Regions from separate parts of the Homo sapiens genome. Here region 1 is linked to region 2. The links are chromatin contacts, found by Hi-C or POLR2A ChIA-PET in ENCODE. All regions are on one chromosome and are shown on one strand. The core of a region is the stretch at or near the end of the contact, and the rest is flanking DNA. Distances in the headings are between cores, read along the strand shown.

The links. A loop is a pair of places that touch in the nucleus more often than their neighbours do. ChIA-PET counts read pairs that join two places held with the same protein, here RNA polymerase II (POLR2A). Pooled maps may share reads with other maps.
Region 1: a loop to region 2 is called in a map of dorsolateral prefrontal cortex, with 2.2 times the contacts of the local background. The contact joins the enhancer-like site here to the promoter of PPDPF in region 2. A Hi-C loop is called at or near these places in 5 of 168 maps with a recorded cell type or tissue (PC-9, ascending aorta, chondrocyte and 2 more), 6 of 37 single-sample maps with no recorded cell type and 18 of 50 pooled maps. POLR2A ChIA-PET finds 5 or more read pairs at or near these places in 15 of 52 experiments (A549, CD4-positive, alpha-beta T cell, CD4-positive, alpha-beta memory T cell and 12 more).

Annotation. Positions count from the first base shown.
Region 1 is chr20:63,749,851-63,754,618 of GRCh38, reverse strand. ZBTB46 (zinc finger and BTB domain containing 46) reads left to right here. Exons shown (of 5, transcript NM_001369741.1): 4 at 1,758-1,933. Among named protein-coding and RNA genes, the nearest start is that of ZBTB46-AS2, 8.4 kb to the right of the region's middle. RefSeq lists enhancers at 1-925, 926-1,877, 1,878-2,828. Within about 2 kb of position 3,063, at least 4 of the 41 ENCODE cell types and tissues checked have a DNase peak (open chromatin) inside an H3K27ac peak, as active enhancers do; they include CD4-positive, alpha-beta T cell, where a contact is called at or near this core.
Region 2 is chr20:63,518,409-63,522,904 of GRCh38, reverse strand. PPDPF (pancreatic progenitor cell differentiation and proliferation factor) reads right to left here and starts at 2,140. Exons shown (of 4, transcript NM_024299.4): 1 at 2,011-2,140; 2 at 1,542-1,621; 3 at 1,316-1,393; 4 at 699-1,237. The coding sequence starts at 1,596. The coding sequence ends at 1,026. LOC102723814 (a long non-coding RNA gene) reads left to right here and starts at 2,232. Exons shown (of 2, transcript XR_430332.4): 1 at 2,232-4,433. RefSeq lists silencers at 1,688-1,887, 1,998-2,547, 2,608-2,857 and enhancers at 2,130-3,006, 3,007-3,883, 3,884-4,496.

The sequences.
Region 1 (4,768 bases), core at 1,814-4,313, 230 kb before region 2:
AAAAAAAAAAAAAGTTGTTTTGGGCCAGGCACAGTGGCTCACACCTATAATCCCCATCACTTTTGGAGGCCAAGGCGGGAGGATCGCTTGAGCCCAGGAGTTCAAGACCAGCCTGGGCAACATGGCGAGACCTCATCTTGTTTAAAAAAAGAGAAAAAAAATGCTGTTTTAAATAAACTAATAGAAAAACTCATTTCCTTGCTCTCCTTTTCTAGCCTAGAATGTGTGGAGCGTTTGCTCTGTTGGGTGTGATAATGCGAGAACCAGGCGCTGTCAGGGTGAGAAGGGTGGCCTGGGGGACGGTGGCGGTAAGGAGAAGTCTCTTGTTACTGACTCACGGAGGAGAGCCAGGGGCACAGTGTGGCTGACAGAGGACAGGCCAGGAAGAGCTTGGGATTTCCTCGTCAGGAGCCACTCGGGGGATGTGCGGCGGGGACATGCGTCCGAACACAGCCAGCTGGTCAGAGGTGCTGCCGTGCCAGGCGGGGCCTCCGGGGTTTTCTGTGTCTTGGCCACACAGACATGCTCCAGTCTCACAAAATGAGCGCTCCTGGCAGATGCTGAGTTTCCTGTTAGAGCTGCCTTTTGGGAGATCCTTGTCATGGGGGTGTGCCTGTCCACTGGAGCCCCCAGAGCCTCAGTAGACCCTCCCTGCAGGGCAAGTGGGGACTGCTGGTCAGGAGGGCAGGTGCTTATCCCACTTGTCAGAATTTATCTTCAGGAGGTGGCAGAGGGCTGCAAAGACCCATCTGTAGGAGCCTCACTGAAGGGTCCACAAGGGTGAAAACACAGAAACGTGTTCAGCAGTAGTGCCTGTTTAATTAATTATGATGTGTTCAGACATCCAAAAGCTGTGTAGTTAAAAATCCCAGCACTGAAAGGTGGTCACAGTATGCAGAGGGGAAGATGTCCTGCACAGCAGCAAGTACATGGTAATCCCAGGGTGAGCAGCCCTCGGCACATGCGTGCACCGGGCTTCAGGTGGGTCTCCCGTAGGGTCCCGTGGACGTGGCTGCTCCGGGCTCTCTCAGTGGCCCATGCCCAGGTCTGACGTGCTGGTATCTGGGCCTGAGTAGCATAACGGCACTGGGCGTGCTGAGGGTCCCCCAGGTTTTTGAGCCTGGCCCCAGGGCACGCACCATGGAGATGGTGGTGTGGAGTTCCTGCCACTGAGTGACGTTGGGTCTCAGGGTTGGGGGAAAAGAACTTGATTAAATGGGTCTGGCTGCTTCTCCGGCGTCCAGCAAGAAGAGCCCAGGACTTTGAGTTGCACCCACATCTCCCATTTCGCCTGCACACTTTTGGGTCCGTATTACTCCACAGTGTTTGTTTCTTCTCTGCCTCCAGGGAGGCGTCTGATCGGACACCACGCCCAGGGCCTGCTACCCACACATGCCCAGTGGGGTCTGAGGGCTGGAAGGAGGGTCCTGCAGGGACCGGGCACTGTGTTCAGCATTGGCCGTTCTTACCCCTTGCCTCCTGCCTTTGGCCTGGATGGAAAGATCTCCTGAGAGCTGGGGCTCCTGAGCTCCCTGGGGCTCAGCCTTGCTGGCACCGCCCCTGCCAGACAGTGGGTGGGACAATTTATGCAGATGGTGGGGGAGCCTGGCCTGTCGCAGTGCTGACCAGCCCCCAGTGGGTGGCCGTGGGAGACAGCCCGTCCTGGCTGCTGGGCTGCGGCGTGCAGCCGTGGTCTGTGGGCCGCAGGGCGGTACATCCCAAGCCCTGCTGACGCCTCGCGGGTCCCTCTCTTTCAGTGAATGAGTTCACGGTGATCAGGAAGAAGTTCAAGTGTCCGTACTGCAGCTTCTCGGCCATGCACCAGTGCATCCTCAAGCGACACATGCGCTCGCACACGGGAGAGCGGCCCTACCCCTGCGAGATCTGCGGGAAGAAGTTCACGCGGCGCGAGCACATGAAGCGCCACACGCTGGTGAGTGCGGGGAGGGTCCGCGTGCCGCGCGCTGCGCGTGGCCACGATGTCCGGGCAGGCGGGTCCTGATGAGGGCGCAGACCGCCCCGGACCCCACACCGGGTCCACTCTGCACAGGGGGGACGACAGCAGGGCAGGGAGATCCGCCCCGGGCCCCTGTCTGCTCTGCCCCGGCCTCCTGGGTGTGGCTGGGCCACATGGCCCCTGCAGAGGCTTCGGCCCACCCTGCTCACCTGCTGGCCGCCAAGGCAGCCAGGCCTCGGCAAACTCAGCTCGCTCTGCTTGGAGCCCCCAACCCTCAGCCACCTCTGCGCCCCCCCGCCCCCGCCCTGCCTCGGGAGGGAGAACCCTGTCCTTGTGCCTGCCGACCTGTCTGCACCCACCGCGCCCACCCTGGAGCTCAGCACTGGCAGGTCGTTGTCAGGTAGCAGGTGTGGAGTGGATGGATTTGCTTGGGGAGGAAATAATAGAAAAAGGCAGCCTGGGAACAGGGAGGCAGATTTGCCAAAAAAGGCCTGGCGAGGGCATCTCAAGTGGGTGAGATCAACCAGTGAGGCGGGTGGGGCACAGGCAGCCCAGAGCGGGGCGGCCCCAAGGGTTCGGGGAGTCCTGGAACGCCCACCCCGAGGCGCAGGGTGCAGGGGGAGCTCGCGGCGGGCAGCTGTGTGAGGAGAGGCAGTGGAGGCGCCCCGGGCTCCGGGCAGAGGTGGGGCTGCTGTCGGGGCGGAAGAGGCTCTGGAGCATCGCTGCCAGTTTAGGAATCGCAGGAGAGTCAGCAGGTTCCGGAGCGGACCTGCAGGAGCCGAGCTCCACCGGGAGACCCACCGGGGGGCGGGGCTTCATGGGAGACCCACCGGGGGGCGGGGCTTCATGGGGAGACCCACCGGGGGCGGGGCTTCATGGGGAGACCCACCGGGGGGCGGGGCTTCATGGGAGACCCACCGGGGGGCGGGGCTTCATGGTGCGACCCACCGGGGGGCGGGGCTTTATGGGGAGACCCACCGGGGGGCGGGGCTTCATGGGGAGACCCACCGGGGGGCGGGGCTTTATGGGGAGACCCACTGGGGGGCGGAACCGAGCGCCAGAGGTCAGGTTCTGTTGGTTGCTGCTTTTCCAGTGCAGTGGTGGATACCCATTTGGGGTAACGACCCCTGTGGGAGCTCCCTGAGGTCAAGCTGCAGAGCTAGAGGGGTGCAGGGCCCTGGCCTCCCCGTGTTTGCCTGGCCGGCTGTGGGCGAAGGGCCACTCCAGGCCCTCGGATGCCGCCTGGGATGTGTGCTGGAGTGGATATGGAGCGGGGCTTAGTGCTGGGCTCTGGCCTTCCCTGATGCCCCCACATTTGCCTTTGCGAGGTGGAGGACAGTAGAGAAGGAACAGTCCTGGGAGGGGGCCCCTGGACCACGAGATGGCAGGTCTGCAAGGCCAGAAGCAGACCCACATCCACGCGGAGCCGCCGGGGCCCCAGCCTTGTTTTCCGTAGCGGAGGATGTGCTTCTGTTCACACAGGCCACAGGGCTGATCTTACAAACCACTTATAAAAAGCCGCGGGGGCGGGGGGAGGGGTAGCTGCACCAGGCCGACATGTTTCCTATTCAGAGAAAATCGCATCTTGTTTTTTAAACTGATAGGTGCTAACACGTTTTAACAACATGGATTGCAACGTCTTTCTTCAGCAAATCCGTATTAACCTCTCAGTAAACGTTTTGATCCTGTTTGAGGTTCAGTGTGGCTGCCTGTTCCTTCTCGTTGGATAGGGTTAGGGTTTGTTTTTTTGTTTTTTTTTTGAGACAGGGTTTCACTGTGTTACCCAGGCTGGAGTGCAGTGGCGTGACACAGCTCACTACAACTTTGACCTCCCGGGCTCAAGCGATCCTCCCACCTCAGCCTCCCAAGTAGCTGGGACTACAGGTGTGCACCAACATGCTCAGCTAATTTTTGCGTTTTGTGGTGATGGGATTTCGCTGTGTTGCCCAGGCTAGTCCCGAACTCCTGGCCTCAAGTGAGCCACTTGCCTCTGCTTCCCAAAGTGCTGGGATTACAGGTGTGAGCCACTGTGTCCGACCAGGGCTGGGATTTTTGTCCTGGGGTTCATGATTGGGCTTCAGGGGGTCATAATTCCCTGGAAAATGTACTTATAACATATGGAAAGCCAAGTGTGGTGGCACATGCCTGTAATCCTAGCACTTCGGGAGGCTGGGGCAGGAGAATAGCTTGAGGCCAGGAGTTTGAGACCAGCCTGGGCAAAATTGCGAGACTCTGTCTCTACAAAAAATTAAAAAAAAAAAAAAGTTAGCCAAGTGTGGTCCCAGCTACTTGAGAGGCTGAGGCAGGACGATCACCTGAGCCCAGTGAGGTCCAGGCTGCAGTGAGCTGTGATTGCACCACTGCACTCCAGCCTGGGCAACAGAGTGAGACCCTGTCTCTAAAGAACAACAAACACAAGCAAGCATATGGGGCTTGACTTTTTCTGAGGAGAGGCTCTGTGTGTGGCCTTCTCTGGGGTCCTGGACCTGAGAGCGTGGAGACCCGAGTGTGAGACAGCAGCTCTAGCCGGTCCAGCCTCCACTTTCACGATGGCACTTACGAGCACTGTCAGCCCTTCCCTGGCCTGGGTGGCCCCTCCACCCGCTCCAGGAAGAGCACCAGTGGCTGGGGCAGGGCCCCCCATGCCTTGGCAGGGCCACATTTGGAGGGTGGGCCAGCCGTGCTCTTGCAGCCACAGTGCCCCAGAGCCTGGGCGGGCTGCCAAGGTGTCCCGTCTTCCTTCTTGCTTCCTTCCAGGGCATTTGCCCATTTGCATGAGTTCCCAGCCATCCAGCCCTGGCCACATGGTCC
Region 2 (4,496 bases), core at 891-3,390:
TCACTGACTCCCACCTGCTCACTAAGCTGCCTCTCAACAGAACTGAGTCAATCCCTGTAGGCTCCTGGCAGAGGTGTGGGGACACCACCCACCTTGGTTATGAAGGAGTCTACTAAGCTCACAGCCCATGCACTCCTGTGTGTGGACCCCCATCCCTGCCAGCCTGCAGCACTCCCGGACTCCAACACTCCATGCCTATACCAGGCCAGAATGATGCAGCCACCCTCACTTTAAGCTGGGCTGCCTGTGGCAGGAAGACCCCTCCACGGTGCCTGCAGCCCCTACCCCTCAGCCTGTCTTGGGGCAACACCCCTATGGGAGGCCCTTGGGAGACACCTACCAGCAGGAACCAGGTCCCTCCAGAGTGAGGGCTTCCCAGCTCACAGCCAGAGGCTACTCCCCGCCCCGCAGGCCCTCGGGTAAGGGGCCTGAATCCCTCAGAGGACCAGCCCTCCCTGCTCCCTTTCCCCCCGCTAAAGGTGGCACGGGGGCCCACCTCAGTGGCTGCCCTGGGTCCTGCTTGTCCAGCTCCAGGACTGCCTGCTGTCCAAGGCTCTCCAGAAGCAGCAGTGAACCCCACCCTTATCAGCCCCAGCAACAGCCTCACAGCGTGAGGAGGCCCAGAAAGGCCTGGGAGCAGGGCCAGCCCCCACAAGGCAGTGAGGTCGGGAGGGATTCAGCCATTTCTCACACTCAAATGGAACCTCGGGCCACACAGCTCAGGCACACACCATCGGGGCTACTGGCTGCTTGGAGTTTATTTTCCGCTTGGTGCCAGGTGCACAGTTCCAGGTGTCAGGAAAGCTAGCGAGTGCTGGGGCCGGGCGGTAGAGAGCGGGGCTCTCACTGGTTTTTGGTGTCTGCTGTGTTGATGCGAAGGTCTGCTTGCTGCAGCCGCCTAGTTTACAGGGTGGGGGGTGGGAGGTGGGGAGGGGGGCGAGGGATGCGGAGTGGGGAGAGGGGCGGGGAGGGGCTCTGGTGGACTAGCGCCTCCGCAGGCCTGGGGCTGGTGGTAACCGCTCAGGTCAGGACGGGGGCCCAGCGCTGGCTGTGCTGGACTGACCGCCGGGCTGCTTCCTCGGGGCGTCCCGAGCCAGGCCACAGGCGGTCATGCTGCTGGAGGCCTGGGGAGGTTCCGAGTGCTCTGCGGACTCCAACACCGTGGCCATGAACGGGAGGGTGGACTTCCCGAAAAAGAAGCTGGCCCACCAATGACCCGGGTCAGCCTTGGGGAGACCTGAGAGAAGCGAAGTGGGGTCTTGATGCTGCCAGCTCCTGGAGGAGCGGGGGGAGAAAGGGGCGATCCTGCACTCACCTGGGGGGTGGGGAATGGCTTCCCCGGGGCACTCGGTACTGCTGCAGGAGCTGTTGCTGGAAGTGGAACCCAGGCGGCCTGGAGAGGAGAGGTCCCGTCAGCAACGCGGGGCGCGGAGCCCCCCAGCCCACCGGCCTTCAGGCCGAGCGCTGGTTCCGCAGCCTGCACGGGGCCGGCACTGGCGCCAGCAGAGCATCCGCGTGGATGGGGGGCAGGGGCTACTCACGCCGGTAGTAGTCGTGGGTGGCCACGAGCGAGCCGCTGGAGGGGATGGCCGCCATGCTTTAGCTTGCTGGCTGGTGGGATCTGCGCATGGGGGTGGAGGAGCCCCTCGGGTCAGCGGCCTTCCGTCATGAAGGGCGCTCCCCAGCGGGTGGAGCCGCCGCGCTGGGTTATTTACCGAGGCGGGGCTCCCCAGCTCCCGGCACCGCCTTCGCCGCGCGGGGCGCGGGCGGCTCCAACCAGCCCAAACCGGCCGAGCGGGTGGAACAAAGGCGCTTTGTGCGCGGGGCCCCGGCCCAGACGTCGGGAACCTGGTGGGCGCCGTCCCAACCCGCCCGACCCGAGAGGAGCCCGCCGGGGACCCCGAGCCCAGCGCTCGCCAGGCGGAGAGGAGAGGAGCCCCCGGCCCAGCCCCGCCCCTCGCCCCCCGCCCCTCGGGCCTGCTCGTCCCACCCGCGCGCGGCGCCCCTCACCTGGGCGGCGACCCCTCGCGGGCCTCGGCGCACGATCACGGGTGGCGGGGACGGGGGCGCTAGGCCACGGAGCCCATTTGCAGAGAAGACCGCGGGAAGCCGCGCCACGACAGAGAGGCGCGCGCGGGGTGCGCACGCGCGGACGCGCCCACTTATATGCGCGGGGGCCGCGGCGCGTCACGGAGGGCGGGGCGCACAGGCTCCTCCCCGGGCCCCACCCGGCCCCGCCCCTTTCCTGGCCCCGGCGAGGCCGCGCCCCCAGCTTCCACCTCGGTGCGACTCTCGCCGTCTGGCTTGGGCTGAGCCCAGCCCTGCGGCGTTCGTCTTGGGGCGGCCCGGCCGGTCCTGGGTCTGCAGGGGTTAAAAGGCCCCGCGCCCGGGTCCGGGAGCCCAGCCCCCGCCCCTCTCCCGGGCCCAGGCCCCCGTCTCGGACGCGTCTCGGAGCCCCGCCTGGTCCAGCCCGCCCGTCCTCTTCAGCCCTTGTGGAGGCGACGGGGGCGCCGGGCGGGCCAAAAAGTGCTACGTGCGCGGAGCCCTCCGGCCCGGCCTCCAGGGACTTCGCAGCCAGAGGAACCTGGATCTCTCCCGAGTCCCCCTCACAGCTCTGGCAGCTCCGGAACCTGCACCCCGGTTGCCCAGCCCCAGGACGCGCCTGCTGCCCGCAGGGGGCGGTGAAAGGGTGGGCGGATGGCGGGGCAGTGGGAGGCGGGGCCCAGTCGGAGAGCGGGGCGGATTTGGGCGGGTGAGGTGAGTCTCCAGTCGCCGGAGGCAGAGGCTGGGCCCCACTGCTCGGAGACCCCATGTTTGGGGAGCCCAGAGCGTTCCCGGCAGGGCCCTGGGGCCCGGGGGACGGCCCGCCATGCCAATCAGGAGGGGGCGCGTTTTCCCTTCCCAGGCAGAAAGGCGTCCTCCCTCTCCTCCTCCCCCCAGCGCAGAATCCTCCCCACACCTCCCTCGGCCCCGCAGGGGAAATCGGCCTGCCCCTACGGAAATCCCGTTTCTTTATACACCCGGTCCTGGCTGGGCGGTGTCTTCCCCGTGGAAGAGAGGGTCCGGGAGGTCCGTGGGGCGGAACAGTCCGAGGGCTTCGGGAGTCAGCCCGGGTGGATTTGTTTCGTGGCTCTCGTTGCTGGCTGGGACGGCCGTGTGCCCGTGTTGTTCCGGAGATCGAGGCCAACGGATGCCGTACTCTGTCCTCGCCGGGTGCTCAGTGAGGACCCACAGCTGGGCAGGGACCCTGGGAGGCCCCTGAGCAAGACTTGGAGGGACGCCCTTGTGCCCCCTGAGCACGTGGGGAAGGCGCTGTCCTGGGCCCTGCACCGCTCTGTGTGTTCATTGCACGAGTGTGGTAAGCACCTACTATGTGCACATGGCCGAGCCAAGCGCAGGGAACGGTAAACCAAGGGAGAACGGCCTTCCCGTGGGGAGCAGTGCAGAGGCTGGCGGGGGCGGGTGGTGGGGAGAGCTCAGGTTTCAGCTGAGGTCTAAGGACGGAGGGCAGGGAACCGCCTGAGCCCCACCTGGGAGGGGGAGCTCGGTGCCGGAGAGCAGTGCCAGGACCTGCGATGGGAGAGGTGTGCAGCCCCGAGGGGTCACTGATGAGGCAGACGGGTCAGTTGGGTTGACACTCAGAGGGTCCTCAGGGGCAGACGCTGAGACGGGGTTTGGGGTTTGGGGTGCAGAGTGAGTACTGGTGATCAGCACCTGGGAAGGGGTGGGGAGGGTGCAGGGCCGGGCAGGGACTGTAGGGGCGGCCTGCGTTGGGCTTGGCTGGCACAGCCTTTGTGGCTTGCTTGGACCCATATGCAGCCGCCCAGGGACGGGAGACCCTGGTGAGGTGTCTGTGGTCCAGGCCCACCCTGAAGGAGCCGTGGGGCCGACTGCCGACCACGCCTGACAGCACGGCCTTCCAGGTCACCCGCTTCCCTCTAGGCTGGCCTGACCCAGCTCACCTCATTCTCAACCTCACCAGTCAACACCGGTCAACATCAGTCACAGAGCGTCTGAAAGGAGGAATTTTCATTTTCCTTTAAAGTGAAAAGGTAAAAACTGCATTTACTAAACCAGGCCGGTGGGGGCTCTGTGAGCCCCTCTGCACAGGAAGCCTCAGAGACGCTGCATGGTGTTCCCGGGGCATCCTGGCCAAGGTGGGAGAACGCAGCCTCCGTGAGGACCCGCGGGATGCCCTCGGGGGCCGCCTCCTGGTTCTCGTCTCCTCTGAAGTGCAGACGACGCTGGCCCACATCCTTGTCGGGCAGAGGGGCTGCCGACTGGCCCCTGGCCATGGCTCTTGCTGGGAGCCGTGTGGCCTGGGCTTGGACCCACATCCACCTCTTGCTGGCTGCCTGCTCTTGCCAGTGGCTGAGCCTGGCTTCTCCCATGACAGTGGCCGCAGACAGAGGGGACCCGTGCCACCAGGCAAGGTGAGCTCAGGGAACGCTAGCTCTCCTCTCCCTTGGCTCTGAGGGGTTCGGCGGTGCCCTTGG